Regions from separate parts of the Homo sapiens genome. Here all the other regions are linked to region 2. The links are chromatin loops, found by intact Hi-C in ENCODE. Cell type or tissue: Caco-2. All regions are shown on one strand. Each heading gives the region's core, and the rest is flanking DNA. Links, peaks and the distances in the headings are about the cores only. Region 1 has its middle 14 kb from the start of RAB20. Region 2 overlaps COL4A2 (collagen type IV alpha 2 chain). Region 3 overlaps RAB20 (RAB20, member RAS oncogene family). Region 4 holds the start of LOC105370363 (a long non-coding RNA gene). Region 5 overlaps COL4A2 (collagen type IV alpha 2 chain).

Region 1 (6,295 bases), core at 749-5,748, 120 kb before region 2:
ACGCCCACGAGTGGCTGTAACTCAGACCCAGAGGACCCGGAGTACACAGCGCTCAAACACCCATGCTGGAAGAAGAGGTTGGAATCTTCACCGCAGAGTGACCTGAAGGAATCCCCTCCCATTCATTCCTTCAGAGATGATGGTTGCTGACAGTTTAGTATTCACATCCCATACTTTTTCTGTGCATATCCAAATATACGCCGCATAGACTTAAGAAAAGATTTTACTGAATCACATTGCACAACTTTAGAGAAAATAAAGAATTCAAAAGTTTTTTTTTTTTTTTCTTTTGAGACAGAGTCTTGCTCCGTCCAGGCTGGAGTGCAGTGGTGCGATCTCGGCTCACTGCAAGCTCTGCCTCCCGGGTTCACACCATTCTCCTGCCTCAGCCACCCGAGTAGCTGGGACTACAGGCACCCGTCACCACACCCAGCTAACTTTTTGTATTTTTAGTAGAGACAGGGTTTCACTGTGTTAGCCAGGATGCTCTCGATCTCCTGACCTCATGATCAGCCCGCCTCGGCCTCCCAATGTGCTGGGATTACAGGCATGAGCCACTGCGCCTGGCCCAAAAGTTTTCTTTTAAGTGAAAGAAGCCAATCAGAAAAGGCTACATACTGTATGATTCCAACCATATGACATTCTAGAAAAGGCAAAACGATGGAGACAGTAAAAGGATCGGGGTTGCCAGGGGTTGCCAGGGGTTGGGGGAGGGAAGGATGGATAGGAAGAGCACAGAGGATTTTTAGAGCAGTCAAACTATCCTTCATGAGGGCCGGGTCTGGTGGCTCATGCCTGTAATCCCAGTACTTTGGGAAGTCGAGGCAGTTGGATCGCTTGAGCTCAGGAGTTTGAGACCAGCCTGGACAACACAGAAGCCCCATGTCTACAAGAAACAAAAAAAATTGGTTGGGTGTGATGGCTCACACCTGTAATCCCAGCACTTTGGGAAGCCGAGGTAGTTGGATCACGAGGTCAGGAGATCGAGGCCATCTGGGCCAACATGGTGAAACCGGTCTCTACTAAAAATGCAAAAATTAGCTGGGTGTGATGGCACACGCCTGTAGTCCCAGCTACTCGGGAGGCTGACGCAAGAGAATTACTTGAACCCAGGAGGCAGAGGTTGCAGTGAGCCAAGATCGTGACACTGCACTGCAGCCTGGTGACAGAGTGAGACTCTGTCTAAAAAAAAAAAAAAAAATTAGCCAGGTGTGGTGGCACATGCCTCTGGTCCTAGCTACTTGGGCAGCTGAGGTGGGAGGATCGCTTGAGCCCAGGAGGCAGAGATTGCAGTGAGCCGAGATGTCACCACTGCACTTCAGCCTGTGCAGCAGAGTGAGACTCTGCCTTGAAAGAAAAAAAAAAAGGAAAAAAAGAAAAGAAAAAACCAAACTATCTTGGGTGAGACTATAATGGTGGATACATGTCATTATACATTTGTCCAAACTCATAGAAGGTACAACATGAAGAATGAACCCTAACTTAAACTGTGGACTTTAGTTAATAATTATGTATCAATATCAATGCTTCCATTGTAATACTTGTGCCAATACTAATGCAATATTGACTCCTCCATTGTAACAACTGTACCACACGAATGCCAAGCTGTTAGTCATAGGGAAAACCGGAACAGAGGGAGTGTGAGCGGGGCATGGGAACGCTGTATTTTCCACTCGTTTTTGCACACCTAAAACTGCTAAAAAAATCTATTTATTTAAAAAATTTTTTATTGGCTGTGCATGGTGGCTCATACCTGTAATCCCAGCACTTTGGGAGGCTGAGGTGGGAGGATCACATGAGGTCAAAAGTTCAAGACCAGCCTGACCAACATGGTGAAACCCAGTCTCTACTAAAAATACAAAAAAATTAGCTGGGCGTGGTGGTGCACGCCTGTAGTCCCAGCTACTTGGGAGGCTGAGGCAAGAGAATTGCTTGAACCCAGGAGGCAGAGGTTGCAGTGAGCCGAGATCACAACATCGCAGTGGTGTGTTCTTGGCTCACTGCAGCCTCAAACTCAAGGGCTCAAGTGACCCTCCTGCCTCAGCCTCTGGAGTAGCTGGGACCACAGGCAGATGCTCCCATGCCTGGCTAGTTTTTACATTTTTTGTGAAGACTGCATCTTGCTATGTTGCCCAGGCTAGTTTCAAGTGATTCTCCCCCTTCAGCCTCCTGAATCACTGGGGGAAATGTGGACAATTTTCTACGTAACCAGCACAGAGATGAAAACTGGCAAGGCACCTGGCAGGTGTTTGTGGAGTTTATTTAAAGAGCAAACCCACTTGATCAAAGGGAGATCCCTGGGGAGGTAAAGGGCCCTGTGGTCAGGTGGGTTGGGAAGGTCCAGGATCGATTTTCAAAAAGAAGGAAGTGGGGAACAGGGTGCAAGACAAGTAGATTGAAAGGCTAAAGCGACTGCGAGATTGGGCCACGACGAAGTCGCAGGTGATGTTGGTTTCAGGGTCTGCTGTGTAGGAGCAGGTCCCCCAGAGCGGGTGGGGGATGGACAAATGGGCTGCGGGACGCCCAGCTGCTGTGATGACCTCTGGGGTGTGTGGGAGGGAGGGAAGGAGAGAGGTGGTTGTGTTGGGGAAGCGGGGCCTCTGTCTGTGAGCCCACAAGTCGCCCTGTGGTGGTTTTGTCCCCACTGCTTCCTTCCAGGTGAACTTTTCTATTTGACGTTTGGTGACATTGGGGAAGTGACATTGGCCTCCCTGCTCTCATCTGACTCAGCTCTTCCCTGCGGTGAGGGGAGGGCTCAGCTTGGCCGTCTCTGCAGAAGTTCTCCATCCAGCGGGAGAAACTGACCTGCTAACCAATGAAGGATGAAAAAGGAGCCAGGGCCAGATGATCCTGCCAGCGGAGGTCACCACGGAGCTTCCCCAGAGGCTGCACAGAATGAAGTGGCTTGCTGGGCAACAAGGCTCTGAGGTCAGGGCTGACATGGGGGGTGGAAGGGTGAGGATCAGAATCAGCATCTGGTGACGTCAGCCTGCGTTTGGGAGCCACCCAGAAGTTCCATGTGTGTCAGGGAGAGGCTGGAAGGGCAGATGGTAGCCCCTGGGGAAGGCATCCTGTCCAGCGAAGAAATGCGTTCCTTCTCCTGCAGGTTGTGAAGAGCAGCAGCAGATTTAAATTTAGTAGCAGCAGATACATTGCTTCAAATTCTGGTTTTGAGTCATGTTGAAGCCAGATACACTTTTTGCTCAAAAGTAGAAAAAATGCCCCTAAGTCCAGCATAATGGATTTGCTGAGTGCACTGTAGCCATCTGAAAATACACGGATGTGTGCAGCACAACCACACTGCACACCTTAGAATGTGGAATGATTTTGCACACCAATTCCTGGTGATTCCACTGAGGAAGTAAAGATAAAGGACTGTGCTGTCTCTTTCCTCTCTGGACTGCTGGGGTCCTTGTCCAGGTACTGGTGGGCAGCTTGGACCCGTGGAGCCTGTGGGAACCGTGGCTCAGCTCTGTGGCTCCTGCCTGGTGTACTTGGTGGGGGACATCACCTCTCACGATCGGTTTCTTCTGTAAAGCTGGAGGACAAAGCTTACTTCCCAAGGCTATTGTGAGGATTAGGTCTGATGAATGTATCTTCCAATGCTATTGTTGGGTCTTTTTTTTTTTTTTTTTCCTAATGTGTAAGTAGTCACTTCAGATCTTAATTAAGGAGTGGTTCCTGTCTGCAGATTTTGGGGGGGTCTCTGTGCCGTGTGAGCTAGTCTGTGACACCTGCGTGGCTCTATCTAGGAGATGGGAGTAGATCCCCTCTGCTAAAATTGATTGAAAAATTACAGTGGCTGATTGGTTAGCGTCCTTGAAATTTGTAAAATCTGCAACAAACCTAACTCTGATGTGTCTTACTTCACATTGTGAATATGCTCTTCTATTGCCTTCTCAGAATCCACGTACAGTTAGTGAGGGATTTTGGCTTTTTTAACAGGTAAGACTAATTTTGGTGCACATTGAGTATGTGCCACAATGCTTTACTAAATCCTCTGGATCTTTAAAGGTATGTTAGTTCTCAGAGGCTGCAGAAACACAGTACCACCAATCGGGTGGCTTAGAACAATGTCAACGCCTTGTCTCCCAGCCCTGGAGGACAGAAGTCTGAGGTGTCAGCAGCGTTGGCTCCTCCTGAGGCTGCGTGGGAGCCTCTGTCCAGCCTCTCTTCCGCTCCCGGCACCTCCAGTGTGCTGGGGCTGGTAGATGGCATCTTCGTCTCAGTGTGGCTGTGTCCAAATCCCTCCCTTTAATAAGGGCACCCGCCTATTGGATTGAAGCCCACCCTAATGACCTCATTTTAACTTGATTGCCCTGTAAAAACCTTATTTCCAAGTAAGTTCACACTCTGAAGTACGGTGGGTAGGATTTCAAAGTATCTTTTTTTGGGGGGGCGGGCACAATTTAACCCATAACAAAGGGCATCTTTGCTTCTGAACTATTAGCTGATTTAGTCTTCCTACCATTTAATGAAAATTCATTTGCAATTACAGTTGTGCTATCATTTCATTTTAGTGTTTATCTCTAAAGAAACTAAATTTAGTTCTTTATTTTCTTTCCTTACTCTTTTGTGTTGTGAACATATCATAATTTAATTTTTATATGGCTTTTTAAGTGGATGTGACTCTTGTTTCTTTTCTTCCAGCACTTTAGATCCACTCTAGAAAATGACATACGGTGCATCGCATAGAAGTGGGTAAAATCCTAATTGCAGAGGAAATTTTTCTTAGTCAAGTGCTGTATTTTAAAAATAAATGATTAGATCTCTCACAGAGTAATCCTCCCTTACATTCTGAAAAGAGCTTGCAGTCTATCCAATTGAACTGACCTTCACTGATGAAATTAAAGTGGAATTCAGCTGGAGAGCAAGTACCCAAATGGAGAAGAAGAAAGGCAATCCCTCTGGGTGGGTTTGTGGTTTTCAGCTGAGTGTGGGGATTGTGAACAACGGATATGTCCTCATGCAGAACATAGGGCCTCTGTTTCTTAGGAGTTACAGACGTGGGGAGAATTCATCCATCTTTCACCCAATTATCTATTGTTTGTCTTCAGAAGGTTTCTCTTTTCTCTTTTCCTTTTGTTAACTTGAGGGAAAAGTGCCTCGTCGGCCAGGCACGGTGGCTCACACCTGTAATCCCAGAACTTTGGGAGACCGAGGTGGATGGATTACTTAAGGTCAGGGTTCGAGACCAGCCTGGCCAATGTGATGGAGCCCCGTCTCTACTAAAAATACAAAAATTAGCTGGGCATGGTGGCGTGTGCCTGTAACCCCAGCTACTCTGGAGGCTGAGGCAGGAGAATCACTTGAACCTGGGAGGTGGAGGTTGCAGTGAGCCGAGATGCGCCCCTGCACTCCAGCCTGGGCTACAGAGCCAGACTCTGTGTCAACAACAACAAAAGGCGCCTCTTGTCGATGATTAGGGTCATAAAATAAGACCTGTTTTAATAATTTAGTATTCAACTGCCTTAGACTAAAAAAGACAGGATCCCTTAAGACCTGGGTTAAGGTCCTGGACAGCTAATAGGAAGTTGTTTCGGATGTCTCAGCATTGCTGTGTTACCCTCTTGGGTTTACATCTGACATCAATCACCTTTTCACTTCTTCTTTTTTTTTTTTTTTTGGATGGCTCTTAAGTTAGCTTAGCCCTTACTATAGCATGGTCCAGACAGTTAGAGTTCTCAGAAGCTACTTTGAATTCTTCAGCTGCTCTGGTAACAAAACCATGAGTGTGCCTTTGAGTGAAGGGCTTCCCACAGAGCCTACCTCCCCGCACTTGGGAGAACTTCCTCCGTCTCTGCTGTCCACACTGCAGGAGTAGACCCTGCAACGGAGGGACACCCGGAGGCTTTGCCATCAGCACCCTGATGCAGACGACGTGGACTCACAGAACACGGGCAGGGGGTCGGCTCTGGTGGGCATTGCCGGGTGCTGCGGCTGGGTAGGGACCCTCTTGCCATCTGCCCTGCCTTTGCCTGCAGCATCCCTCACTGGCGCAGAAGGTCTGGTGCAGACACATGGACATCTTCCTGCCCTCTTTTGTACAATGTCTTTGGTGCCGTCTCTTTAACTACAGTGATCAGCTCACTCCTTGCCTGCTTCTTGACTGATTTTCAAGTCTTGAGACCCTCCAGGGTGTGCCTTGGGAGGGGATGTGTCTCAGGAAGGACTTTGAGGGGCTTCAAGGGACAAAGAAAGAAGGATGCAGGGGTCAGCATGGTGGCCGGGCATGCTCCTCGTCAGAGGCAGGGTCCGGCCTCGGGCTCCGGTTTGGGGGCTGCCCTGGCCCCTC
Region 2 (6,295 bases), core at 418-5,417:
CTGTATAGATTTAGCTGATCCATTCATCAGGTGACGCACATTTGGATAGTTTCACCTTCTGCCTATTTTGAAGAATGCTGCTGTGAACATTGGTGTATGTGTGTTTGTGTGGACACGTGCTTTCAAGTCTCTTGGGGATACACCAGGAGTGGCATTTCTGGGTCACGTGGTGACCCCCTATTGAACTCTTTCAAGAGCTGTCGGCTGCGGTTCCCACAGCAGCGCCCCTTCTCAGTCTCACCAGTGGACATGTAGAAAGTCCGCCTTGGGGTATGTGGGTTTTTAGAATGGTTTAGCCATGCCTTGGGTCCATGAGTGTTGCCGGTCTGAAGCTGTGTAAACTTAGGAGATAAAAGGCAAGAACGGGACACCTGGGGAGGCCTCAGAGTGTCTTGCCAGCTTCATGATGAAATTGCTCCTCACCTTGAGCCCTGGGAACCCAGGGAGGCCGTGTTGGCCGGGGTCTCCTCTGTCCCCTTTCCTCCCCGGCTCCCCGTTGATGCCTGCGAAGCCCTTGGGTCCTGGCAGTCCCGGAAGACCTTTGATAGCTTCGTCGCCTTCTGTACATCTGCATTCCCCAGCGTCACCTGCAGAGGAGGGAGAGGAGGGCCTCCTTGTTCCGCATTCCTCTTAGCGTGGCGGGGAGAGGGGTATCAGGCAGCGGGGAGAGCTGGGTGGCACACTTGGTGCTTTATGGACACTGCCTGTTCTGATGGGCACTATGACCCCCATTTCTTAGATGGGAAAACTGAGGCTCAGACTAAGTGACTCAAGTGTTCACTCATAGTCTCATGGGGTTCAGAATTTGACTCTGATGTTTACTAAAGATACTTAAAAACTGGGACCACATTCAGAGGCATAGGTTGAGTTGCGGGGAGTGTGAAGGAGGTTAAGGAATTCAGTGCTTAGAGCTGAAGATTGCCACCACTGGGCCTGCGGGCCAAGGGGAGGAGCCGGCTCCAGGGAGCCGTCAGGGAGGGCAAGAGCCCTGGCCTCAGAGGCCAAGGTCATGAAAGGTCATAGGTGAGCAGGGAAGACATGCCTGACCTCTCTTCCTCTGTTTTGCCACAGCTGAACCCAGGGAGTTGGGCAGCAAGGCAGCACCATGCTGGCGGCAGGGGTTGGCTCCCCCAGGGCACAGAGGATGCCCAGTGGGGAGGCCCCACTTCCTCCAGGTCCTGCGGTGCCTGCTCTCAGGTCATGCCCATCCACAGCGGGGTGCTGAATGCACTGCACATCCTACATACGCCAAAACGGCCAAGACGTGGTAAGTCCCAGGAAGTGCTCCCCATGTTCTGGGAGGGGAGAGGTGAGCAGGAGCACAGCCTGCACCACACCAGGGCCCACAGAGCCTCACAGAGGACGGCCTCGAGCTAGGGGCAGAGTCCCTGAGGTGACTGGAAAGGGTCAGGTGCAAAGACCACCTGTTCCAAGTTCGCCTCCTCATCAACGGGAAGGGAGACCCGGGCAAACCACGTCACTCTACCGAGTCTCAGTAGGACCAGGGATGGTGACTATACCAGCACCTTGCTATGGACAGAGCTCTCTACAGACCTCTGTTACAATGCCTTGGAGCTGAGCCCTTGAGACACTACCTGAGTGCAGCCTAAGAAATAACTGTTTTCCCTTTTAACCCAGCACAGGACTCAGCATCAGGCTCACTGCTGCTAGGAAGGTCAGTGACGAGGATGGCAGATGGAGAGCAGGGACGGTGAGCCTGGGGGCCGAGTGCTCAGACAGCACCACTGGCTCCATGCGCCTCCCTCTCAGTGCCACCGCCAAGGGGACAGGAGGCTGGGAGAGACATGCAGGCTCATTTTCATGTCCAAACACGTGAGTGGGGGATGGATTTCACCTTCTGTAAGGTGAGGGACTTGGAAAGGCCAGGCTGTCCTCATCCCGTCCCTCCCAGATGTTCTTACCTTTCCACCCCTTTGGTCCGCGGGCTCCAGGGGAGCCGGGAAGCCCAGGGAAGCCTGCTCTTCCTTTTGCTCCTTTCAGCCCAAACAGGAAGCCTAGAGAGACAACCACAGATGCAGGGCATGAGCCCCACGGACGCCTGGGGTCCCACGCAGACGCAGGGCATCAGCCCCACGGACGCCTGGGGTCCCACGCAGACGCAGGGCATCAGCCCCACGGACGCCTGGGGTCCCACGCAGACGCAGGGCATCAGCCCCACGGACGCCTGGGGTCCCACGCAGACGCACGGCATCAGCCCCACGACGCCTGGGGTCCCACGCAGATGCACGGCATCAGCCCCACGGACGCCTGGGGTCCCACGCAGACGCAGGGCATCAGCCCCACGGACGCCTGGGGTCCCACGCAGACGCAGGGCATCAGCCCCACGGACGCCTGGGGTCCCACGCAGACGCAGGGCATGAGCCCCACGGACGCCTGGGGTCCCACGCAGACGCAGGGCATCAGCCCCACGGACGCCTGGGGTCCCACGCAGACGCACGGCATCAGCCCCACGGACGCCTGGGGTCCCACGCAGACGCAGGGCATCAGCCCCACGGACGCCTGGGGTTCCACGCAGACGCAGGGCATCGGCACCATGGGTGCCCGGCATCCCACCCAGTTGTGAGGCACCAGCATCAAGGATGCCCAGGGTCCCCCCAGACACAGGGCATGGGCACCACAGAGACGCCTGGTGTCCCACCCAGCCCAGGGTGGCTTTCAGCCAAGCCTCCCCAAATGATCCATAAACCCAATTTCATAAACAAAAGCACATTTTTTCAAAAGAAAACTTAGACTATTTTGTGGCGATAGCCTTCAGGGTTGGAAAGAAATATAAGAGTCTGCAAATTTAGTTTTTCCATTAAACTATAGGGATAACAATTATTCCTTTTGAGAAACATTGAGTCCAAAGAAAAGTTTTGATTTTTTGATCATGTAACTTGGATTCCAAGACTGCTACACACTTCTGGTTCCCCCCCAAAAAACTAAAAAAAAGATGAACTCAGTTTCCCATTTTGATCTTTTTCTGATATGGGAATGGGGGCACACGTGTGCATCCCTCCAGAACACTGTTTCCTCTTTCATGCCTTACATGCACACACACGGAGTTAGGATAACTGTTATGCTAATTAAATGTTGTGGCCAATCTGGATTCAGCATGGTCAGCCATGTTGGATGACCTCGCCCACCACCTTCCCCTTGTAAACCTCTCCCCACTAGCTCCTGCAGGGCTCAATGATCCCGGCGGGGGCATCCCTGATGATGACGGTGCAAGAAACACGGTGCTCTTCACACCAGCAAAGAGCGCGCCATCGCACTGGAGAAGAAGAGTGCCATCTCGTGGCAGGAGGAGGGTGTGTGTCTGCAAGACACACAAGCTGCTGCTGGGGGCAGGCTCTGCAGGTGTGCCCTGCAGCTATCTGTCCTCCTCACTGTTAAATAATAGGGCCAGAGCTCCAATGGGCAAATGGCACTCCCCCAGCAAATTAAAAGGCATGTTGCTATACACACTACATGGAACCTGAGAGGAGCAGGGGATGAGGCCGTTACACACAGGAAGGTGAGAAAACTCCAACTTTAAAGAACCCAGCTATCTGCTTGGAAAAGAGCACGGGAGTTTGCAAGTCAGAGAACTGCCAGGTGAGGATAAATGTCTATGAGAATGAGGACATGGATACCGTCCCATGTAGTTTGCTCACTGCACGTTTACCATAGCTCATTCATTCATTCGCTCATCAAACACTTATCCCGTGCCTATGCTGTGCCAGGCTGTGTGCGAGGTGCTGTGTGTATACAACTGGAAATGAAACCGATGGACTCTCATGGAGCTTACAGCTTAGACGTGGAGACACACATTAAACACACAATGCAGGAAACACACTAATGCGGATTTTCAAATTATGGCCCGTGCTGGGGAACAGGGGAAAAGCAGCAGGGAGAGGCCCAGTGAAATGTTTTGGGGGTAGTCAGCTGAGTCCTTTCTGAGGAAGTGATGCTTCAATTAAAGCCCAAAGAATAAAAAGGAGCCCCTGAAGTGGGGAGCGGGAGGGAATGCTCCAGAGTGAGGACAGGGTTTCTAAAAGGCCCTGAAATAGGCAGAAGGCCAGCGCCCGCAGAGTGGTGAGTGAAGGGCAGATTTGCACAAAGGGAGGGGAAGAAACCGGACTTGGCTTTTACCCCGAGGGCAGTAGGAAGCCATTAAAGGGCATCAAGGAGGGAGGCTACGCGGTCTGCCATGTGAGTCTGCCGTGTGGACGACAGGCTGGAGAGGGAAGGAACAACGGGTGCCATCCTAGCAGGCTACGCGGGCGGTGGTGGTGGATAGCAAGGGCACACACAGCACTGGAGTGGAGGACCCGCCAGGATTGTGAGGGAGCCAGTACAGAATGGGTGAGGTAGGCAGAGTAGCCCAGGGCTCTGCTGGAGCTCCCGGGTTTGTGCAGGAGGGTGAGGACCAAGGGAGAGGTCTGTGGGGTGGCAGGGGGTGGGGACGGAGGAGGCCCAGAGCTCCATTTTGGACATGGAGAGCTTGAGGCATTTGTGAGACACGTGCATAGGGTTGACTCTGTGTCGAGTTAACGGTTTCTGTTAGTAGCTCAGCACACAGAACAGGGCCAGAGAGGAAACGAGCGAGTGACCAGCACACACTGCATGTACTTTCATGTGGAGGACGAGTTCATCCGGCGGGGAGTGCAGGGAGGGGCAGGGACTTCAGGGGAGAGATGTCGGGGGCCAGTGGGATTTCCCGGGAGTGGAGGGGAGAAGACAGCGTCTCAGGAGGAGAGGCGGCCGCACCCCGCACTGCTGGGGACAAAGGGTGACCGGTGACCAGGTCAGCTGCGTGTCCGGTCAGTTGTGGACTTTTGTGAGCTTTGTTCTCTGTCTCCAAGCTCTCCCTCTGTGTGATGAGACGTGCAGTGTCGCAGGTAGAGAGAAATTTAACCACACACACTTCAGAGATGTCACCATTGTCAATCTGAGACACGTCATTCATTCAGGACAAAGAGATTGTGGGCGCTCCTTACAATGGAAGCACTGGATGCTTTGCAAATTTAGTCCTAAAGGCACACAGTGGCTCTCTGAGGGTGACAGCCTTCCTCTGCCCCCTGCTGCTCTCCTTTTCTCTAATATATTAGTCATTTTAAATAAGTCCTATAGAATAGCAGTGTGCCTCTTAGATGTTTGCAACATGATTTCCACAAAGAGCCCCTGGCCAAACAAGCCAGGCCTATTTTGACTTTTTCTACGTGGAACAGAACTTCCCAGAACTCAATTCAGCTAACTGAACTAGAACAGGGGGAAGCAAAATATTTCACCCAGAAAGAAAACTGTCTTCGTGGTTTGATTTTACTGGAGCTGCAAAAGACTAAAAACTCTGGTTTTCATCAGTAGCAACCTATAAAACAGGATGAAATGTAGTTAACAAGAGAGGAATCTAACAATTTCATTCCAGGGGAAAAGTCAGAGAACTCCATGGGAATCAAGGTCATTCCTACTAAACTACAACCACACACACATTTTCTAAAGGCCATTATGGTGGACTACTTTTTGCATAAGAACTTGCTTTAAAAATGTTGATTTGGAAACCATGTGTCTCACAGGGGTAATATATATAATTAGAGGACTTAAGTTGTATGCTTTTAACATTTTTAGCTGCTAACATTGATCTGATGCCATTCATTTTATTACTTTCCTCATCAGCCCACACTACAGATCAGAAATTAAATTGTTCGCAGTTGACTTATGCTAGTAAACCACGGATTTACTAAGCAAGACTTGAAAAGCAAGATGGCATATGCTGTGACTTTATCAAAATGGAATTTAGTTACAGGAATAATGGCAACGTTAGCCTTTGATCACCGTTCTTTAAAGTGGATTTTTTTTTCCTTTTTTTAAATTGAGATGGAGTTTTGCTCTTGTTCCCCAGGCTGGAGTGCAAAGGTGCGGTCTTGGCTCACTGCAACCTCCGCCTCCCGGATTCAAGTGATTCTCCTGCCTCAGCCTCCCGAGTAACTGGGATTACAGGCATGCACCACCGCACTTGGCTAATTTTGTATTTTTGGTAGAGATGGGGTTTCACCATGTTGGTCAGGCTGGTCTCGAACTCCCGACCTCAGGTGATCGGCCCCCCTCGGCTTTCCCAAAGCGCTGGGATTACAGGTGTGAGCCACCATGCCTGGCCGTTAAAGTGGAATATTTGTATGCTTTTGTTTTTAACATGTCATGTTCTGCTCCAGAAAAAGAAAACTCAAAAGATACCATTTGCTTAGGAAATATAATGCTCATAGAAACCTAGCTCTTATCACAGCAGTCCAGGATAATGAAAAAAATTAAAGGC
Region 3 (6,295 bases), core at 755-5,754, 72 kb before region 2:
CTCCCTGGGGTGCCTGTTGCCAGCGTGCTTCTCAGGGCTCCACCGCTCCTGTGTCTGTTGCCCACCTCCTTCTCCATCTGTGCCTCAGTTCCTCCTCCTGTAAAACATGGGAAAGGGAAGCCTGCACGAGCATAATAAACCCTGAGGACTCACACTGTGCTGGCCATGCTTCTTCCCATAGCTAATGCAGCGCTTCCTATCCTTGATACAGGACGGGATCGTGGAAGTTAACAGCTCATTCCCTGCTATAAATTACGAAGTCCTGTTCTGGCTTCCATTTCTCTTGTTTAGACAGAACTTAAACCTCATAAAGTGAGTGGAATTAGCTCTTTAGGTGAACAGACACAATTGTGTTTTTAGATCTGTAAATTCGAGAAACAAACCTGGTGGGACCTGCCTCCTGAGGGCCCTGTGTCTGTGTAGAGGTGGGGTGGGTGGGACCTACTTCCCCAGGGTCCTGTGTCTGTGTAGAGGTGGAGCGGGTGGGACCTACTTCCCTAGGGCCCTGTGTCTGCGTAGAGGTGGGGCGGGTGGGACCTACTTCCCCAGGGTCCTGTGTCTGTGTAGAGGTGGGGCGGGTGGGACCTACTTCCCCAGGGTCCTGTGTCTGTAGAGGTGGGGCGGGTGGGACCTACTTCCCCAGGGTCCTGTGTCTGTGTAGAGGTGGGGCGGGTGGGACCTACTTCCCCAGGGTCCTGTGTCTGTGTAGAGGTGGGGCGGGTGGGACCTACTTCCCCAGGGTCCTGTGTCTGTGTAGAGGTGGGGCGGGTGGGACCTACTTCCCTAGGGCCCTGTGTCTGCGTAGAGGTGGGGCGGGTGGGACCTGCCTCCCCGGGGCCCTGTGTCTGCGTAGAGGTGGGGCGGGTGGGACCTGCCTCCCCGGGGCCCTGTGTCTGCGTAGAGGTGGGGCGGGTGGGACCTGCCTCCCCGGGGCCCTGTGTCTGCGTAGAGGTGGGGCGGGTGGGACCTGCCTCCCCGGGGCCCTGTGTCTGCGTAGAGGTGGGGCGGGTGGGACCTGCCTCCCCGGGGCCCTGTGTCTGTGTAGAGGTGGGGTGGTGGGACCTGCCTCCCCGGGGCCCTGTGTCTGTGTAGAGGTGGGGTGGTGGGACCTGCCTCCCCAGGGCCCTGTCTGCAGTGAGCAGGGCGTCTTCATTTCTGGCTGCTCTGAACTCACGGTTAAAGTCCTGGTCAGTTTTGCTGCATTTCAGTAGTTTGTCCAACAGTGTGGCTGATCAGACATTGGAGGCGTTCTTACAGATTCAGGTTTCCCTCACCACCAGGGGTAATTGACCTCTTCGTCTGTATGTGTTGGTGACATAAAGCTGAGCAGATCACTTACGGATTTGCTACATAGACGAGTAATAATTCCTGGACAAGTCGAACCTAGAGCCCCAGGCTCCGGTCACTCACCCATCCTCCCGTCTGCTTGGCCTGGAGACAGCCCAGGCAAAAAGGCGGGAGAGTCTGGCGGAAGGCTGGGCTCCTTCCTCAGGCTTGAACCCGTGCCCCCAGCCCTGATGATGTCAGGCCCGTGTTGGTAGTGGCCACACAGGCTCGGCAGCCTGGCTCCGTTCACCAGACCAGGGTTGGCAGCTCACTGACCCTTGGCTGCATTGGTTGAATTTGAACCAATTTGTGATTTTTCTCTTTTGCCCTGTTTCTGGGGCAGCCTGGGGCTCTGGCATCCCCAGAATTGGACCTGAGGCTGTTTATTTCTCCAGGAAAGTCCAGGTAAACCACCAGAACTCTCAGTGCTTTGGCTTCACGATTGGTACTGACGGACTCCGGTCTGGGGGAGAAGGCAATAGAGATAGAGATGCCTGATCCTGTTTCCAGGGAGAGGGACTTTGAAGTACTCAGTTTAAGCCCATACTTGTAGACAGGAAATCAATATTCTGAGAGATACAGGGGCTGACATGTGTATGGGGTTGGCAGCAGGGGGCTGACGGCCCGGCTCAGAGCACATTCACAAACTTCCAGAAAACGCGTGAGGGTCCTTGGATTCAAATACACTGTGAATCTGTCAAAGCCAAGTGCAAAAGGTCAAGTTGTAGTGACACCATTTTATTTTCATTGTCTTATGTTCACTCTCATGCCTTACATACCAGAGCCCCTACTCAAATTCAATTAGGATTAAATTCAGAACTTCTGTTCCCTGCGGGACTGGCCCTTCTTGGTGTGGACAATGCGCTCATTGAGAGCAGCCTGACTCTTCCATTAGCAATCCTAAAAGCTATACATTATCTCCAAAGCAGTATTTTAGAATTTCAAATATGAAAACTGCTTGCTTGTAAATTCTTTAGCTGGGGCAACTGCATTTAATTGGTTTGCATTCATTAATGGGTAGATAACAGATTATAGGGTTCAAGCAACAATTCTTACTTTTTTCTGGCTAGCATTTGTGATTCTTCAGTTCCTGTTTCCTTTCATTACTAAGATCTTTCCTTTTATATTATTATTTCCTTTTTTAGTTTTTTAAAGGCAAATCAGGCATTTTTATCTGGAATGGAAAACTATTTTAGGCATAGGCATCAACACGGTTCTCCCTTTGGCCCTAGTGAACTATGTAACAGAGACTTGAAAACCATTCTTCCAGGGTAGCTGGAGTGCCCCTGACTCCGCATTCCCATAGTCACACTCTTGTGAAATCTGGTGGGTAGAAGCTGATGACGTTTTTAGCTCATGTAAAAACCTCATGATGCCTGGACTGTTATCTATGGGATTAGTGTCCCTGAAACAAAAGTCTTAGTACTGTGGTAATGACGAAGAAGCATTTTTCTTTCTTTTCTGTTTTTTGTTTTTTTTTTTTTTGAGATGGAGTTTCACTCTTGCCCAGGCTGGAGTGCAGTGGCGCTATCTCAGCTCACCGCAACCTCCGCCTCCCAGGTTCAAGCAGTTCTCCTGCCTCAGCCTCCCAAGTAGCTGGGATTATAGGCACATGCCACCATGCCTGGCTAATTTTGTATTTTTAGTAGAGATGGGTTTTCTCTGCGTTGGTCAGGCTGGTCTCGAACTCCCGAACTCAGGTGATCCGCCCACCCCGGCGTCCCAAAGTGCTGGGATTCCAGGCATGAGTCTCCGGCCTTTTTCTTTCCTTTATTATTACCATTTTAAATTTATTTTAGATATGGGGTCTCACTGTTGCTCAGGCTGGAGTGCAGTGGCATGATCATAGCTTATTGCAGCCTCGAACTCCTTGGCTCAAGCAGTCTTCCCTCCTCAGCCTCCCGAGTAGCTGGGACTACAGGCATGCGTCACCATGCCTGGCTAATTAAAGTGTATGTGTGTGTGTGTGTGTGTGTGTGTGTGTGTGTGTGTGTGTGTATTTGTAGAGATAGGAGCCTTGCTATGCTGCCCAAGCTGGGCTCCAACTCCTGGCCTCAAGCAATCCTCCTGCCCTAGCCTGTTCTTTTTGAAGCTAATGCCTGCTGTATTGGGTTTTAAAGGCTTTTGATCATCATCTTCTGTAGTGGGAGAATGACTGTGGATTCCGGGGACACTGTCTGATTTCTGCCTGCTGGGGTCCAGTCCAGCTTGACTGGAAACGGATTGACTTCTCAGTCTGAAGCTGACCCCTGGTAGGCGTGCGGAAGGGAGGAATGTTGCCCTTCAGGTGCTGAATTCCAGAGCACAAGCTGCTTGCCAACAGGGTGGCTCTGTCGCCCAAACAACAGCATTCCCAGGCTGGCTTTTCCCAGAAGAGGGAGGTGACCCGGGTAGCTCTCGCACTTTGACCCTCAGACTGGCAGCAGGGCACATTCTTCTGACTCCTACCGGAGCTGGTCTGGGCTCAGCTCCCAGCTCGCTTTCCCTCCACATCCCCAAAGGGCACACTGTCGGCTTTGCTGAAGGGGGAGCTGGAGTCCACGCTCGGGGCCTGGGAGACCACAGTGGTCAGTAGACAGGTCTGTCTGGCTCTTCTCACAGGACATGAGTGTGTGTCTCTGTGGGCGCCTCTCTCCAGGGTTGCCCAAGGGGTGACCAGCCTGCCTCAAAATCCAGGCAGCATCGCCCAGCAAGGTTTGAGGACTTGGCGTCATCAGAATGTGTGGCCATTTCAGAAAGATTGGGGATGGGAATGGGATGAAATTTGGTTGTGCTTCTTGGCTATTTGGCTCTAAACAGTGGTTTATTGGCAAAGGACAGTCTGCCTTAGAGAGCCACATGTGTGCAGGTGTCATGCGTTCAGTCCATGCTCCAAAGCCCCACAGACCAAGGGGCCTTAACTTCATTTGTGTCAAGACCCCTCGGCCCCCGAGGGGTACAAGCCCAGGACCCCTTCTCAGAACACTATGCCCAAGTGCGTGCAGTCACATACAAAGGTAACCAGCTGTCCTTAAGTACAGTCGTCTTGAGCCTTTTTAAATTATGATTGATATGTGGTTCATGGTCCACATATTAATGAATGAAGGCATGGCAGGTCTGAAGGGTCGTGGGCATCACGCTGGAGTGTCTGAGGCATCTGGCATGCGGATGGAAGCACCTGCTGGCCCTGTTGGTGATGAGTGCCCCTTACTGCCATTTCTGCAGTTTGCTGCCAATATTTGTGGTGAAAGGAAATGGTAAATTTCAGGTAGAGGGTGGTGAAAACAAAGATGATGTTTTCTCCCTCATTCAAGGTCATGGACCCTGTGAATTTGGTTTATGACCCCAGTGGTTAAGAGCCCTTGCTAGTGGTCGACACTGTCCACACACTCAGGGGAAGTTGCCCTCAGAGTGACATGGGACCATTTATAATTTAGAAGCTGCCAATGATGGGCCACTGTTGCATTTTGGTTTGCCTAAATGTGATCTTTAGAAAATTTTGAATTAGTTTTGAGTGCTTAAAACTTGGGAGATTAAAATCCACATTGTTAGCTTCTTTTTAAAAAATCAGAACCAGGCTTACTTCTCCCAGGCGAGGGATTGGAATGGGGCCTGGACACTCCCTGGGTGCCACCTCTCTCTGCGCCAGTGCCCCAGCAGCCTCATCCTTGTTCAGAGGCACTTGACCTTGGCGTTCTGAGCTCGAGAGTGGAGGCCAGTGCTGTCAGTCGTTCCCAGCTCTCCCTCCTCTTGGCCTAAGGGCATGGCCCGGGAGGCCACACATGCCCCAGGGAGGAGGGGATGAGCTGGCCTGCAGCAGGTGCTATGGGAGCTTCCAGGCCTGTCTGCAGAGGCTCCTTGGGATGGCGTCTGAGCACAGGTCTCAGTCTCATTCCTCTTCGAAAGCGTGCCCCCGGCAGGTGTGGTTGGGAGCAGGTGCTTTGTGGTTGGAAGATCTCACTTGGGGTTTGCTTGTTGGTGATTGAAACAAATGCATCACCAGGAGCGTCTGTGAAGCCCCTTCCTGCCAGCAGGGAGGGCCCATGCCATGCACAGCCTGCTCGGTCCTCGAGAGGCAGGTGGGGGCCAAGGTGCATGCTGCTGCCTCTCCCACAGCTGCTTCCTGAGAGCTCGTCCCCCCAGTGCGGCAGATGTGTCCAACGATGAAAAGCACGCCAAGGCTGGGAGGACATACCAGCAGGCGTGCTCGGCTCGGCCCTCCCTGCTGGGGGCTCTCACCTGCTGCGTGCACTGCACCTGTCCCAGGAACACCTGCCTTGGCCAGATCTGCTCCCCTTGTGGGAGTCTGTCCTCCACATCTGAGTATGCAGAAAGCTTGTGCTACAGACAGGGGTTCAGAATTCTGCCAGAAAGTTCCTAGGTAGCCCTTGAGTGGACTGGCAGGGAGCCGCCTGCTGGTGGGGAGGTGAGCGGGCCCCCTTGGGGATCTGTGCACTGTTGGTGGGATAGAAAGGTGGTCCTGGGGCAGACGTTGGGAACAGAACAGTACGGATGTGCAGGTGTTACCTGTGGGGAGTGTATTCTGACCCGGGTTGATTTGATTAGATGACTGCATTGTAAAAGTACACAGAGCTGGGGACCTTTTAATCTTCCTTTTTAGCCATCAGTTCGGGGGTCTCTGCGTTTAAATGTAGGACGGTGGCGGGTGTTCCAGTGCCCTGGCCCAGCCTCCCTCTAGCGCTGCTATGCCTGACTCCCCCACACTTCAGTTTCCTCATGGAAAGTGTGTGTGCCCACATCGACCTCGTGAGGCTGAAGTGCTGGGGGCACGGGGAGAGCAGATGCCCACACTCCAGGCACTGCAGGGGTGCATGCCAGCTGGCCCTGTTCCCCGCCAGACCCAGTGACAGACAGCACCTTGTCAGTAGCCAATGTGTTGACGTTGAGCTGTGTCCCGAGGGTTTGATCTCAACCTGGAAATGTTTTGGGAGCAGGTTCCCGGCTTGCCTGCAATTGCCCGCACCTCTGT
Region 4 (6,295 bases), core at 542-5,541, 360 kb before region 2:
TCCTGGCAACACGGTGAAACCCCGTCTCTACTAAAAATACAAAAAATTAGCCGGGCGTGGTGGCGGGCGCCTGTCGTCCCAGCTACTCGGGAGGCTGAGGCAGGAGAATGGCGTGAACCCGCGAGGCAGAGGTTGCAGTGAGCTGAGATTGCGCCACTGCACTCCAACCTGGGCGACAGAGCGAGGCTCCGTCCCAAAAAAAAAAAAAAAAAAAGAAAGACGTTTGAACTTCCTGACTTCTTACACAGGCCTAGTTCTTATAACATCAGACAGACGAGCACCACCTGCGGTGTTCATTCACATACTTGGGTTGAAAAAGACAGACGCAAGCTCAGGCTGGAGTGAGGAAAGGACACAGAGAGGTTTCATATGTGGGCTGTCTCAGGATCCCGAGCCTCAGGAAGTGGCTACAACCCAAACTGCAAAGACCCCAGCACTCTTTTTCTCAGCGTTCAGCCTCCACCTGTGTATTCGCTTTGCTCCTCCATCTCTAGACGGCTTTCACTACTTACCTGGGCTCCAGGCTCCATGAAATTCTGTGTCCGGAATTGGTGGGTTCTTGGTCTCACTGACTTCAAGAATGAAGCCGCGGACCCTCGCGGTGAGTGTTACAGCTCTTAAGGTGGCGCGTCTGGAGTCTGTTCCTTCTGATGTTCAGATGTGTTCAGAGTTTCTTTCTTCTGGTGGGTTCGTGGTCTCACTGGCTCAGGAGTGAAACGGCAGACCTTCGCGGTGAGTGTTACAGCTCTTAAGGCAGCATGTCTGGAGTTGTTCTTTCCTCCCGGTGGGCTCGTGGTCTCGCTCGGTTCGGGAGTGAAGCTGCAGATTTTCCCTGTGAGTGTTACAGCTCATAAAAGCAGCATGGACCCAAAGAGTGAACAGTAGCAAGATTTATTGCAAAGAGCAAAAGAGCAAAGCTTCCATAGCGTTGAAGGAGACCCGAGTGGGTTGCCAATGCTGGCTCGGGCAGCCTGCTTTTATTCTCTTATCTGGCCCCACCCACATCCTGCTGATTGGCAGAGCCCAGTGGCCTGTTTTTGTCAGGGCACTGATTGGTGCGTTTACAATCCCTGAGCTAGATGCAAAGGTTCTCCACGTCCCCATCAGATTAGTTAGATACAGAGTTTCCACACACAGGTTCTCCAAGGCCTCACCAGAGCAGCTAGATAGAGTGTCGATTGGTGCATTCACAAACCTTGAGCTAAACACAGGGTGCTGATTGGTGTGTTTACAAATCTTGAGCTAGATACAGAGTGCTGATTGGTGTATTTACAATCCCTGAGCTAGACATAAAGGGTCTCCAAGGCCCCACCAGAGCAGCTAGATACAGTGTCGATTGGTGCACTCACAAACCTTGAGCTAAACACAGGGTGCTGATTGGTGTATTTACAATCCCTGAGCTACATATAAAGACTCTCCACGTCCCCACCAGACTCAGGAGCCCAGCTGGCTTCACCTAGTGGATCCCACACCGAGGCTGCAGGTGGAGCTGCCTGCCAGTCCTGCGCCGTGCGCTCGCATTCCTCAGCCCTTGGGTGGTCGTTGGGACTGGGTGCCGTGGAGCAGGGGGTAGTGCTCGTCGGGGAGGCTCGGGCTGCACAGGAGCCCATGGAGTGGGTGGGAGGCTCAGGCATGGCGGGCTGCAGGTCCCAAGCCCTGCCTCGCGGGAAGGCAGCTAAGGCCTGGCGAGAAATCGAGCACAGCGCCGGTGGGCTGGCACTGCTGGGGGACCCAGTACACCCTCCGCAGCCACTGGCCCAGGTGCTAAGTCCCTCATTGCCCCGGGCCAGCAGGGCTGACTGGCTGCTCCGAGTGCGGGGCCCGCCAAGCCCACGCCCACCCGGAACTCCAGCTGGCCCGCAAGCGCCGCACGCAGCCCCGGTTCCCGCTCGCGCCTCTCCCTCCACACCTCCCTGCAAGCTGAGGGAGTGGGCTCCTGCCTTGGCCAGCCCAGAAAGGGGCTCCCACAGTGCAGTGGGGGGGCTGAAGGGCTCCTCAAATGCCACCAAAGTGGGAGCCCAGGCAGGGGAGGTGCCAAGAGCAAGCGAGGGCTCCGAGGACTGCCAGCATGCTGTCACCTCTCAGTTCCACCAAGGCAGAAGGCAAACCTTATTCCAGATTTGCAGAGGGTCTAGCCTGAACCAGTCCACTATGGATGGGAAGTGGGCCCCAGAGAGCACACGGGGCATGGGGCTGGGCCTTCCCAGATCAGGGACCCTGAACCCGTAAGTCATTCCCTGCAGGAGCCACCACCCTCAGAGGACACTCAGCTCCCCACGAAGCCCTTGCTGTCCAGTTCCGCTGCTGCTTGTGTTCCCTGGACGCCACGTGCCCATTTCACAACTAAACAGTTAAATCCTCGAGGGACTCACCCCTTATTTCTAAGGGTTTTCTTAGGTGGGCAGGATGGACAGGCTGGAAGCAGAGTCCTCGGTGGAAACATTAACTGCAGAGATAACCACTTCAGAGCGAGGCAGTCCTTAAGTTCCCTGTGTCCACAGAGTCTGCTTGACAACGCCATCAGACACCTGAAAGTCATCCCCACGGTAACAGTCAGCCGGCAGCAGCTGGATTAGCGGCCCATCACCAACAGCCAACACACCTGCTGGCACTGGGGACACATCAGTGCCTCCCAACCCACAGGACGCTTTTTGAAAAAAAAAAACCTTAAGCATTTATGTACTGAAAGCTATTTTCAAGAGATATTATAGGAAAACACGGGCATAAATAAAGTTATATTGTATATTGGAATCTGGTTGAGATAATAAGTTTTAGATATGTGGTAATTTTCTACTAAACCCAAAAAAGAAAAATGGAAAGCCACGTAGCTAACAAGAAATATGTTGTGTTTATAAATACAAGTATATAGGCTGCAAGTAAACACAATAAATTTACTTGTAAATTTACAAGTACTTCACATATCATATAAAAGCAAATATAGACATTGTATTTCAGGAAATGCCAGTAAATAGAAAGCAAGCCACAATATGAAATGAATTAGAATAAATTTATATAAGATTCATACTGACAAGGCAAATGCATTACTAAAAATTCTTACAAAATATGGAGCAAAAAAATAAATTTGGATGAGTCTTTACAAAGGTATCCACAATACATGTAAAGAAAAACATAGTCCAATAAAAACGAAACAATATAGAACACAAGAATTCATTTGAAATAATTACAATGCCAGGTAACAGAAATGTCACTAAATATTTAATACCTGGTGAGCAGTAGGGAAAAAGTAAGTTCTGCTTGAACCTAGTAGCAATGTCGCCATTGCTTTAGGATCACACCTCTGGATGGTATTCAGTTCAAATCTTAAACTTTGTAGGAAAATCTCAGGTTCTGTGTCCAATCGGCTGTGACCTACGGCCGAGGCTGAGGCTGGAGCCTTTGCCCGGGTGCCTGATGATGCTGCCCAACACCAGCAGGGGGCAGTGTTGCCACCCACATGCCAGGGAACTCATGTCCCCAAAGAAAGCCATCGGAGGCAGGGACGTTCCAGGACATATTTTTGAGAAAATAACACGTATGGTACCTAAAACAACATCAAACCTCAGTTCATTTGTGAACTATGCTTGGGGGAGCCACCAATAACTCCACAGCAGCATTCAAGTCAAACCACAGCGCCTCCCAAGCATTGGGGAGCATGGGGGTCTCTGGAACCTGCACCTGCCTCCAACCGGTCAATCCGCAGAGCAGCCCTCTCCTCCCTGCGTCAGCGGCGGCACCAGTGCCATTGGTGAAGGCTTGCAGTGGACTGTGCCAACCCACCCACCAGCAATGCGTCTGGCCCTTCATAGAATCGAAGACTCCCATTCAGCTAAGAGAGATCAAGATTGTCCCCCAAACTAGAAAGCTGCTCTCAACACAGAGTTTTCATTTCGTACCTGTCAAAAGAGCAGTTTTTACTTATTTAGACATAGGTTTTTATTGATATCACTCCTTTGTATACTTAACTAGGAAAATAAGGCAAAAACAATTGGTCTCGATTCCTCTGTGCTTCTTCAGGGTACGTCTGTCTTCCCAGTCACCGCTCCAAGCAGGACTGCATGGTTGGCCTCCTTGTGCCACATCCTTTCCTGTGGCCTCAGGGGCCTGAATTGGGGGCGTTGTGAGGGTCCCCACCAACGTCTGCCAGCGGCTTCTGTCCCACAAGTTTCTATGCAGACAAGGAGACAATGCAGCCAGGCGTGTCCTGAATCCAGAGGTGGTAAAATGGGGACAAACAGGCCTCTTAGAGCTGGGAACACGTGGTGTGTGGCATCTGTAAATACATGGGTATGCAAATGTACACTATGTATGCATATATTTATTAGATATTTTATATATAATAAAATATATATTAAAGATAAAAGACATTAAAATGCTAGCAGTGTTGTCTGGTGGGGGCAGTCGAGGTGATGTAGTAACTGCTTCTTTTTTCCTTTATTTCCCCGTGTTTCACTGTTTTCTACGCAGAGCTTACATTTCTTTTTGAGTAAGATTACTTTAAGGAAACAACAATAACAAAGTAAAAACACCTACTGTAGAGTCAATACAATTTCATCTAAATCACAGATTTCTTTTCTTATGGACCTTGAAAAGCTGATTCTGAAATTTATATGGAAATAAATGAAGGACCAGGTACAGCCAGGACCCTTGTTCTTCAGGAAGGACATGGTTGGGGCTGTGCCCTCTCAAAGCTCAAGACAACTCCAAAAGCGAAGTCTTTAGAACAAGCAGCTTGGCAAGACCACGAACACACGGGCAGTGCCGCAGAGCAGGCCAAGCCCACTCTCACCCAGAAAACAGACCTCCGTTAAAACAGGTCTGCCGTGTTTAATAATGGCATATGCATAAGTGTGTAAACAGCAAATAAACACTACTCAATAAGCAGTACTGAGGCAATGCACTAAACAAAGGAAAATGAGATTCGATCCCTACTTCACATTATATTTTAAAAAATCAATTCCACATGGATTAAAGACTTCGATGTGAAAAAAAAAAGCCATTATGAACCTCTTACACGATGAGGTAGAGGTTATCTCCTAAACCTCAGAGCAGGGAGGGCTCTTAATACACTCATACATACACACAATCATGAAAATAACCAATAAGCTAAGCTATGTTAAAATTGAGAACTTCTACTCATCAAAGGACACCATCCCACCAAGAGATTAAAAAGACGAGCCAGGAAGTAGAAAAGAATGCCTGGGCATGTACCTGACAAAACATTCATATCCAGCAGATGTGGAGAATTCATATCAGTCAACAAGGTAAAAGACAAACAACCTAATAGAAAAGTGCTCAAAAATCCCCACCAGACAATTCACAGAAAAGGAAACAATAAGCTACCATTTTATACTTAAAAATCAGGCGACAGCGAATGCTGGCAGAAATGTGAATGTAGCAAAAAAGGGACTCGTTTTCAATTCTGGGGAAGGTGGAAACTCGGGTGACCACTTTGGAAAGAACTGGGTGTCATCTGGTAGATGTGAGCATGTCCGTTCCATGGCCCATAATAGCCCTTCTTTGTTGTATGCCTGGAAAAATTCTGGCCCTTATGTAATAGGGATGTTTAGAAGAATGTTCACACCAGCATTGTTTGTAATAGTAAAAATATGTAAGCAACACAAACATCTCCATCAGTAGTAAGCTGGATAAATAGATTGTGGTCTGTTCTGTGTTAGAACACTCTATAGCAGTGACACAGAATGAAACAAAGCCACTTGAATTCACATGATGTATCTTGAGCAAAGAGAAGTCATAGAAGACTACGTAATGTAAGATGCCATTTGTGTAAGGTTCACAAACAACAAAACCGAGCAGGACGTTTCTCCACTGAGACACACATAGTGGAAAACACACAGGAAAAGCACAGGAATTGTTGCATACCCTGCAGGTGGTGCCTCCTGTGCAGGGGCAGGTCAGGGTGCCCACAGGTAGGGGCATGTCACCCGGGGGTGCATATGCAGGTGTTTGTCCTTATTCTTTTTCCTTAAACAGATATGCAAATTTTATGTACTCTTTTATATGTATAATCTATTTCCAACATAAGGGGAACAATAATAAAACATTTAGTAAGAATTATGTATTATTTTTCTTTAGTGTTGATCCTTGAGGAAACATTTGCTGTACAAGAAGAGGAAGAAGAGGCTGATGAAGACTACTTTTAAGGGGATTAATTGGTATCCTTGAGGGCTTTTGGGTCTGGTGTCACTGGTTGCTATTTTTATCTTTTCCAAGCCTATGGTCTTATTTTCCTTGCTACACCTTAGTAATGACTGTGGACTTTGGGGCATGTGGTTGT
Region 5 (6,295 bases), core at 822-5,821, 76 kb after region 2:
TTCGAGACCAGCCTAGCCAACAGGCTGAAACTCATCTCTACTAAAAATATAATTAGTTTGGTGTGGTGGCATGCGCCTGTAATCCCAGCTACTCAGGAGGCTGAGGCACGAGAATCGCTTGAACCCGGGAGGTAGAGGTTGCAGTGAGCTGAGATCGTGCCACTGCACTCAAACCTGGGTGACAGAGCGAGACTGTCTCAGAAAAAAAAAAAAAAAAAAAAAAAAAAAGAAAAGGGCTGACACAAAATAACCACTGATTGCATCCTCCTGTTAGCATCTTGGTTTATTATGTGTATAAAACCTCCTACAATCTAAAAATCACCCCCCAACAAAATCTATTCTTGATCTGACATAAACCTATGAATGTAACTCTCAAAACCACAACTGCACTGCAGTACAGTATTAGCATTTATCAGATAAAAATACAGTTGATTAATTTCTGAATCCATCAACCCTTAAAGGGTAAAATTTATAAAAGATTAGCTTGCAATATTCAGATACAATTGTTTTTTCCCTCTCTTCCTTTTGTCCCCCAAGAGTATTGTAAATGGTACATATGGCTAATCAAATCAACAAGAAAATAACGAGTGTCCTATTTGTTTTTTCCGGACCCTGTTCTGACAGCATCTTCCATGGCTCAAAAAGGCCACATCCTAGCGTGGATACGCAGAACATGGCACTATCCCCATAAGTTTGAGCAAACATTAAAAAAATAAACAAGAGTCACTTAAAAAATGTGGTACATTAAAAGTGATGCTTAAAAGAGCTAGTTGAGTTGATTCTCTGTCAGAATCTTATGGTTGAAATTAGATAAAATCATCAGTGGAATTTTGTGTACATGTTTTATACAATAATATCCATAACTCATAATGAAATGGCCAAACTCCATTCTGAACACTCTTTCTTAAGGTTAATATAAACAGAAATCTATTACCACTAAGCTGAGTAAAAATCTTTAAAAAATTATCTGCGGATTATTTTTCTGTTATTCAAAGTGTATATTTTCAATAGGAAAAATGTGATGCAACTATTTTTGACTTTCTTAAAATGTGGTTTGGGAAATAAGTTATTCACTCATTAAAATAGATAGCTAGCGTTCCTTAAAGTTTGAATACAGGAGGAATTTTTGTTGTTGTTGATCTCTCCTATTCAAATTCCTCTTTCAAAATTGGATCAATTTAAGGAAACAATTTAATATAATTGTTAAAGTGATATTTAATAGATTCTTCAATTTTATTTACTTTGTGTGACATTGTATTTATTTTATATAATTCATTGTAAATAGAAGTTTACGCACAGAGTTACCATAAATACATCCTGTTTTATTTACAAAGTATCTAAGGAAGAAGATGATTCATGCTCCCTAGTCTCCAGCACCTGTTTTGATACTTTACTCATTTACTGCTATGTGATTCATATATTTCTCTCTGGGGAAGTGGGCGGAAGACGGGTGCACATTGTTCTATGAAAACTTCAAGTCTTGCAAGTCTTGTTTTTTCCCCTAAGTCTTTTAAAATGTGCTGTGGAAAGAATTTATTCTAATTGGCTAATCAACAAGGATGCTATAGCACTATGCAGCTGTTTATGAGAAAAAACTGTCCTCAAATACTTGTCCACCATAATTGCTTTGTTTGAAGACATTTGGAATGGAGAGGTTTAGTAATGGATAGAAGGGATTGTTTTTTTCTCTATTTATGATTCGATGAATGGAAATCCTTTTAGACTGGCTAAACTACTTCTATTTTCTGATCTTAAAGTAGTTGTTCAACAGCAGTAGGACACAAATGATGCTGGATATATATATGGCAACCGTGAAAAATTCAGTGATAACAAATACTGTAGTTCTAGTGCAAATTTGTCCCATTGAAATAAGTAATAATCAAGGCATAGCATCAAGCTTCTAGAGAAAAAATGAAATCCAGCAGAAAAAGGGAGAGCATAAAATCTCAGTATGGGTACTGAGACCTAGGGAGTGGGGTTATCATCACCACCACCATTTTAGACTAATAATAACGATGATATGAAGATGATGATGCGTTGGGTGCTTGGCTGTGTGGTTTACACACTTCCTTTCATTTGTTTCTGAAAGGGAGTGAAAAAGGAGTGAGGCAGATTCAATCCCAGACTGCGTCCAGGGTCAACCTTTCTACTAACAGGAGGATTCCCAGATGCAAATTCAAGCAGGTCGAGAACACATTGTTGACCTGAGGCTCCTTTTCTGACCTGTCCTTGAGGCTGAGAGTTCAATCACGTGTTCACTGGTATCTCCAGTTGTGCGAGACAGTCACTAATAGGGTCATAAGGACCCACCTGGCAGAAAGATGCACAGCCTAAGTTGATATCTGGTGGCTCCTGATGAAGAGGTTTAATAACTGTTATTTCCCAATAGGATTTACAGTATTTTAGATTTTTAAAGAATCATTTTTTTCCTAAAGAAATCTGGCTACGGTAGAGGAGCAGGCGGATGTCAAGGAAAGGGGACGCCAGAGTGCTGGGCGTGAGAGCCCCGTGGGTGTGAGATAGAGCCGGTGGGTGTGACATAGAGCCGGTGGGCGTGAGATAGAGTCCGTGGGTGTGAGATAGAGCCCATGGGTGTGAGACAGAGTCCATGGGTGTGAGATAGAACCTGTGGGTATGAGATAGAGACCGAGGATGTGAGATAGAGCCCGTGGATGTGAGATAGAGCCCATGGGTGTGAGATAGAGCCTCTGGTTGTGACATAGAGCCCGTGGGTGTGAGATAGAGACCCATGGGTGTGAGATAGAGCCCGTGGGTGTGAGACAGAGCCCGTAGGTGTGAGACAGAGCCCGTGGGTGTGAGATAGAGCCTGTGGTTGTGACATAGAGCCTGTGGGTGTGACATAGAGCCCGTGGGTGTGAGATAGAGCCCATGGGTGTGAGATAGAGCCTGTGGTTGTGAGATAGAGCATGTGGGTGTGACATAGAGCTCGTGGGTGTGAGACAGAGCCCGTGGGTGTGAGATAGAGCTCTGTGGTTGTGAGATAGAGCACGTGGGTGTGAGTTAGAGCCCATGGGTGTGACATAGAGCCCGTGGGTGTGACACAGAGCCCATGGGTGTGAGACAGAGCACGTGGGTATGAGATAGAGCACGTGGGTGTGAGATAGAGCTTGTGGGTGTGACATAGAGCTCATGGGTGTGAAATAGAGCCCGTGGGTGTGAGATAGAGCTTGTGGGTGTGACGTAGAGCCCTGTGGGTGTTCGATGAGCCTCCTAGTGCCCTCTTGCCCGAATATTGATGGAAAAAATCCCTACATTCTTCTAATGTGAGTGTGTGCATAGAAAACCATCTTATCTCTAAGTGAGTGTGAGAATCCGATGAGTCAGCACGTATACAAATAGAGACTTATTTAAAATATTAATATTTAAATTTTAACAGTTAACACATTAAAGCTGTATAAACAAGTGACTTATAGTTACTATGCATTAGGCAAAGGCACAGGAAAAGTTCCTCTTGTGAAAATCTCCTCTATAAAATCATAAACAATACTGATAACTCATGTCCATGCTGGTGGGAGAAAAGTCTAAATAAAATTCTCTGTTCGACCCTCCCCTCAGAAGAAAAGCCTCTCAGAAGACTTCCTTCAAGACCCACCTCTTAAGAGGCTCCTGGGGGTTAAAAAGCTGTTATCAAATGCAAATCACTCCCAGCTGGGTTGAGGCCATGACTAATGTGCTCTTTGGTGAAGTTTCTTTTCATCTGCAATCCACAGATGCTTTGCTCAAACATGGAAGGTGTGGGGACGGTTTGAGTGGAGCAGATCCTCTCAGAACAGGACTAGCTGGCAACACAGGCCATTGCAAGGGAAGGCTGGCCTGCGGAGGGCTCACTGGGACACGGGAGAGAGCTGCCTGGTGACACAGAGGGGCTGGAGAAGGTGGAGGAGAGGAGGCAGGTGGAGGAGGGTCAGCTTTCCAAGGCGGAGCGGGTTGCTAAGTAAGTCCTTCTACCAGGAAGCTCAGCTGCACCTCCCAAATAATGACAAGGGACCCAGACACCATCCTAACGTGGCTCTCATGTGTTAGGGGTGCACAGGCATAGCCACCTAGGGAGTGGGGGGCTCATCAACACTGCCATTTTAGAGATAAAACACGGTGGTGCCAAGAGATTAACTAATGTGCCCAGCAGCCCGCACTTCCGAATGGGGGTCCATGGGGAGTACTCCGACCCCAGCACCCCAGCTCCATGGTCTGTGCACCCGCCTGACACGGCACCTCCAGAGTTGGATTTGGGGGTGCATGAGAAGGGAGGAGCCTTGCAGCTTCTGCTGCAGCCAAAAGTCTGTGAGCCCCACTGCTGCCCGGCGCCCCTGGCTCCTCAATTTGAGGTATACACAGAGCCTGACACACAGTAGGAACTCAGGTATTTGCTGAGTACATGAAAGAAATGAGCTGCAAGATGGAAGGTCATGCCAAGGAATTTTGCAGGGGCTTTCTGAGGGCAAGGCTTTCCCTCGGGTGCACCTGCACGCGTACTCGCCTCTTAGCTTAGGGTGCTGAGCACTGCTCTAGCCCAGGGTCTCCCACCTTCAGCACTTCAGATAATCTGCACCAGATAATTCTTCTTCACGGGGCTGTCCTGTGCATATAGGATGTGTAGCAGCGTCCCTGTGCCCCACCAGATGCCAGAAACACCCTCTCCACAGTATGACAACCAAAAGTGCCTTCAGATTTTGTCTGATGTCCCTGAGAGGAAGCTGCCCCTTTTCAAGAAGCCCTGGTGCAGCCACCTAAGAGCAGAAGGTGCAGTCTTCTCCGTGCCTGCGGAACTAGGCAGGTGCTGATGGGTCAGGGCCAGGCAAGACTACAAACGGGGCCCAAATGCCCCCGGCTCCATGATCTCCCCTTTACAGGAGCCGGAGAGTGCGTGAGGTGGGACACGGAGGCTCTGCCTCATATGAAGCAGCTTCCATTCATGACTGTGTCCACCGACACCAATGTGGAGCTCTCCACCATGATCACATTGTGGAGAAGGAAATACACCGCGGGACCGAATTCCTTGTCTAAGGACTGTCTAGGTCAGACTGGGAACATTCTTCCCAGTGGTTCGAAGGGTTTGCTTCCTAAGTATCGTTCAAATGCTGTCTGCAGGGAATACTGCATTCAGGAAGTGCCCACTGGGGTGGGTTTTAATGCGACTTTTCATGCAGAGGGCATTTGCTTCAATTATTTCCTTGTAAAAGAAATTTCACTGATTATTTCTGTTTCTTGGAAACAACTCCATTTAGTATTTTCTCTTAGCTCTTCCTAAATCAATCTTAAAAGGCCTCCTGATTTGGCTGTAATTCCAGAATCTTTCTCCATCTCAGAGAATCTCCTGAGGCGAGGGACCCGGAGGAAAGGGCCTGGTTCTGTCTCATGAGGCCGCAGGCGCACCTCTGGACCATGGAGGGCCTCAGTTTCCTCAACTGGGAAAGGAGACTTGCTAGTGTATCAGGTCCTTCCTATATCTACAATTCTCTGAATTTGTTCCATATCTATTTTTTTGGACAAAACTTTTGTCCTCCCTTGTCTGTATTTCCTTACATCTGAGTTTTATTTACAAATGATTTGAGCAGCAAATCCTTGATACTTAAGGTTGCCAGTGAAGACCTTGAATAAAGGGAGATACAATTAAAGCTGCATGCATCTTATTTTAGCCAAGAAAGCAGAAAACTCTGCTCAGATAGAACAAAAGCCTAATGAGCCCTGTTGAAATTCTTCATTTCACATTACATCTCGATTCGAGACGCCTGGGCTATTCCTTTTGCCAAAACTGTGTAAAATGTGACCGTGGTTTTAATATTCTTACAAGCCGTGGGTTATTCTTCTGTTGAATTCCCACAAGCCCTGTTTGTTGTTTTTCAGAGCAAACCACTCACTTTTCCAAACTGGGTTTTGATTGCTAATAAGAGAAACATTTTGACAGTATACTTTTTTTTCCAGAAAAGTTCTGTGAAGAAGAAAGTTCTGTTGAAATATACTTGTGATATGTTCAAATTAGGTCTGAATAAAGCCATTAAGTATTAGGCTGAATTTTATAAAGTACGTATTCAGATGATTTTACCTTCTTTAACATGTTTTTCTATTATCTCTATTTTTAGTATTGTTTCACCAAGGTTAGCTCAACATAATGAATTTCCCCATAGTCAAAGCCAAAAATATGAAGGCGGGGGAGGAGTTTCTGTAAAGAGTTGGTCCTTGGGGATTATTTCGAAAAGCTTTTCCTGAGTCAAATGATTTTAACGGAATCACAATTCCCACCCTCCTGATTCCCCATGGAAAGCCCATTAGTTGA

Evidence for each region. Hi-C counts contacts between places; a loop is a spot of excess contacts. Peaks named below come from ENCODE experiments on the same cell type or tissue, not always from the same donor. Only the 100,000 strongest peaks of a DNase experiment are listed, where the experiment ranks them.
Region 1: a loop joins it to region 2, with 14 times the contacts of the local background. A loop is called at or near these places in 45 of 110 quality-filtered maps.
Region 3: it touches region 2 in a loop (6-fold over the local background); 10 of 110 quality-filtered maps call a loop at or near these places.
Region 4: a loop joins it to region 2, with 6 times the contacts of the local background. A loop is called at or near these places in 30 of 110 quality-filtered maps.
Region 5: a loop joins it to region 2, with 7 times the contacts of the local background. A loop is called at or near these places in 2 of 110 quality-filtered maps.

What each region holds. Positions count from the first base shown.
Region 1 is chr13:110,572,233-110,578,527 of GRCh38, reverse strand. No RefSeq gene overlaps it. Among named protein-coding and RNA genes, the nearest start is that of RAB20, 14 kb to the right of the region's middle. In Caco-2, for the core only: no CTCF peak of the experiment used is centred there; a DNase peak (open chromatin) is centred at 2,907.
Region 2 is chr13:110,453,063-110,459,357 of GRCh38, reverse strand. It overlaps COL4A2 (collagen type IV alpha 2 chain), which reads right to left. Exons shown (of 48, transcript NM_001846.4): 21 at 1,923-2,015; 22 at 424-587. COL4A2-AS2 (COL4A2 antisense RNA 2) reads left to right here. Exons shown (of 5, transcript NR_171022.1): 2 at 1,072-1,267; 3 at 1,639-1,675; 4 at 1,771-1,833; 5 at 2,002-2,961. Among named protein-coding and RNA genes, the nearest start is that of COL4A2-AS2, 7.1 kb to the left of the region's middle. RefSeq lists enhancers at 8-816, 817-1,626, 3,263-3,312. In Caco-2, for the core only: a CTCF peak has its summit at 3,289 (motif pointing left); a DNase peak (open chromatin) is centred at 3,247; H3K4me3 peaks cover 179 bases.
Region 3 is chr13:110,524,930-110,531,224 of GRCh38, reverse strand. The region is part of intron 1 of RAB20 (RAB20, member RAS oncogene family); the gene reads left to right. Among named protein-coding and RNA genes, the nearest start is that of COL4A2-AS1, 20 kb to the right of the region's middle. RefSeq lists enhancers at 1-467, 4,944-5,013, 5,464-5,513 and a silencer at 3,469-3,763. In Caco-2, for the core only: no CTCF peak of the experiment used is centred there; a DNase peak (open chromatin) is centred at 3,634.
Region 4 is chr13:110,816,765-110,823,059 of GRCh38, reverse strand. LOC105370362 (a long non-coding RNA gene) reads right to left here. Exons shown (of 2, transcript NR_158538.1): 2 at 2,994-4,270. It overlaps LOC105370363 (a long non-coding RNA gene), which reads right to left and starts at 953. Exons shown (of 2, transcript XR_007063874.1): 1 at 513-953. RefSeq lists a silencer at 3,334-3,403. In Caco-2, for the core only: a CTCF peak has its summit at 3,438 (motif pointing right); a DNase peak (open chromatin) is centred at 3,439.
Region 5 is chr13:110,377,540-110,383,834 of GRCh38, reverse strand. All of the region lies in intron 4 of COL4A2 (collagen type IV alpha 2 chain), which reads right to left. Among named protein-coding and RNA genes, the nearest start is that of MIR8073, 40 kb to the right of the region's middle. RefSeq lists an enhancer at 3,427-4,377. In Caco-2, for the core only: no CTCF peak of the experiment used is centred there; a DNase peak (open chromatin) is centred at 3,834.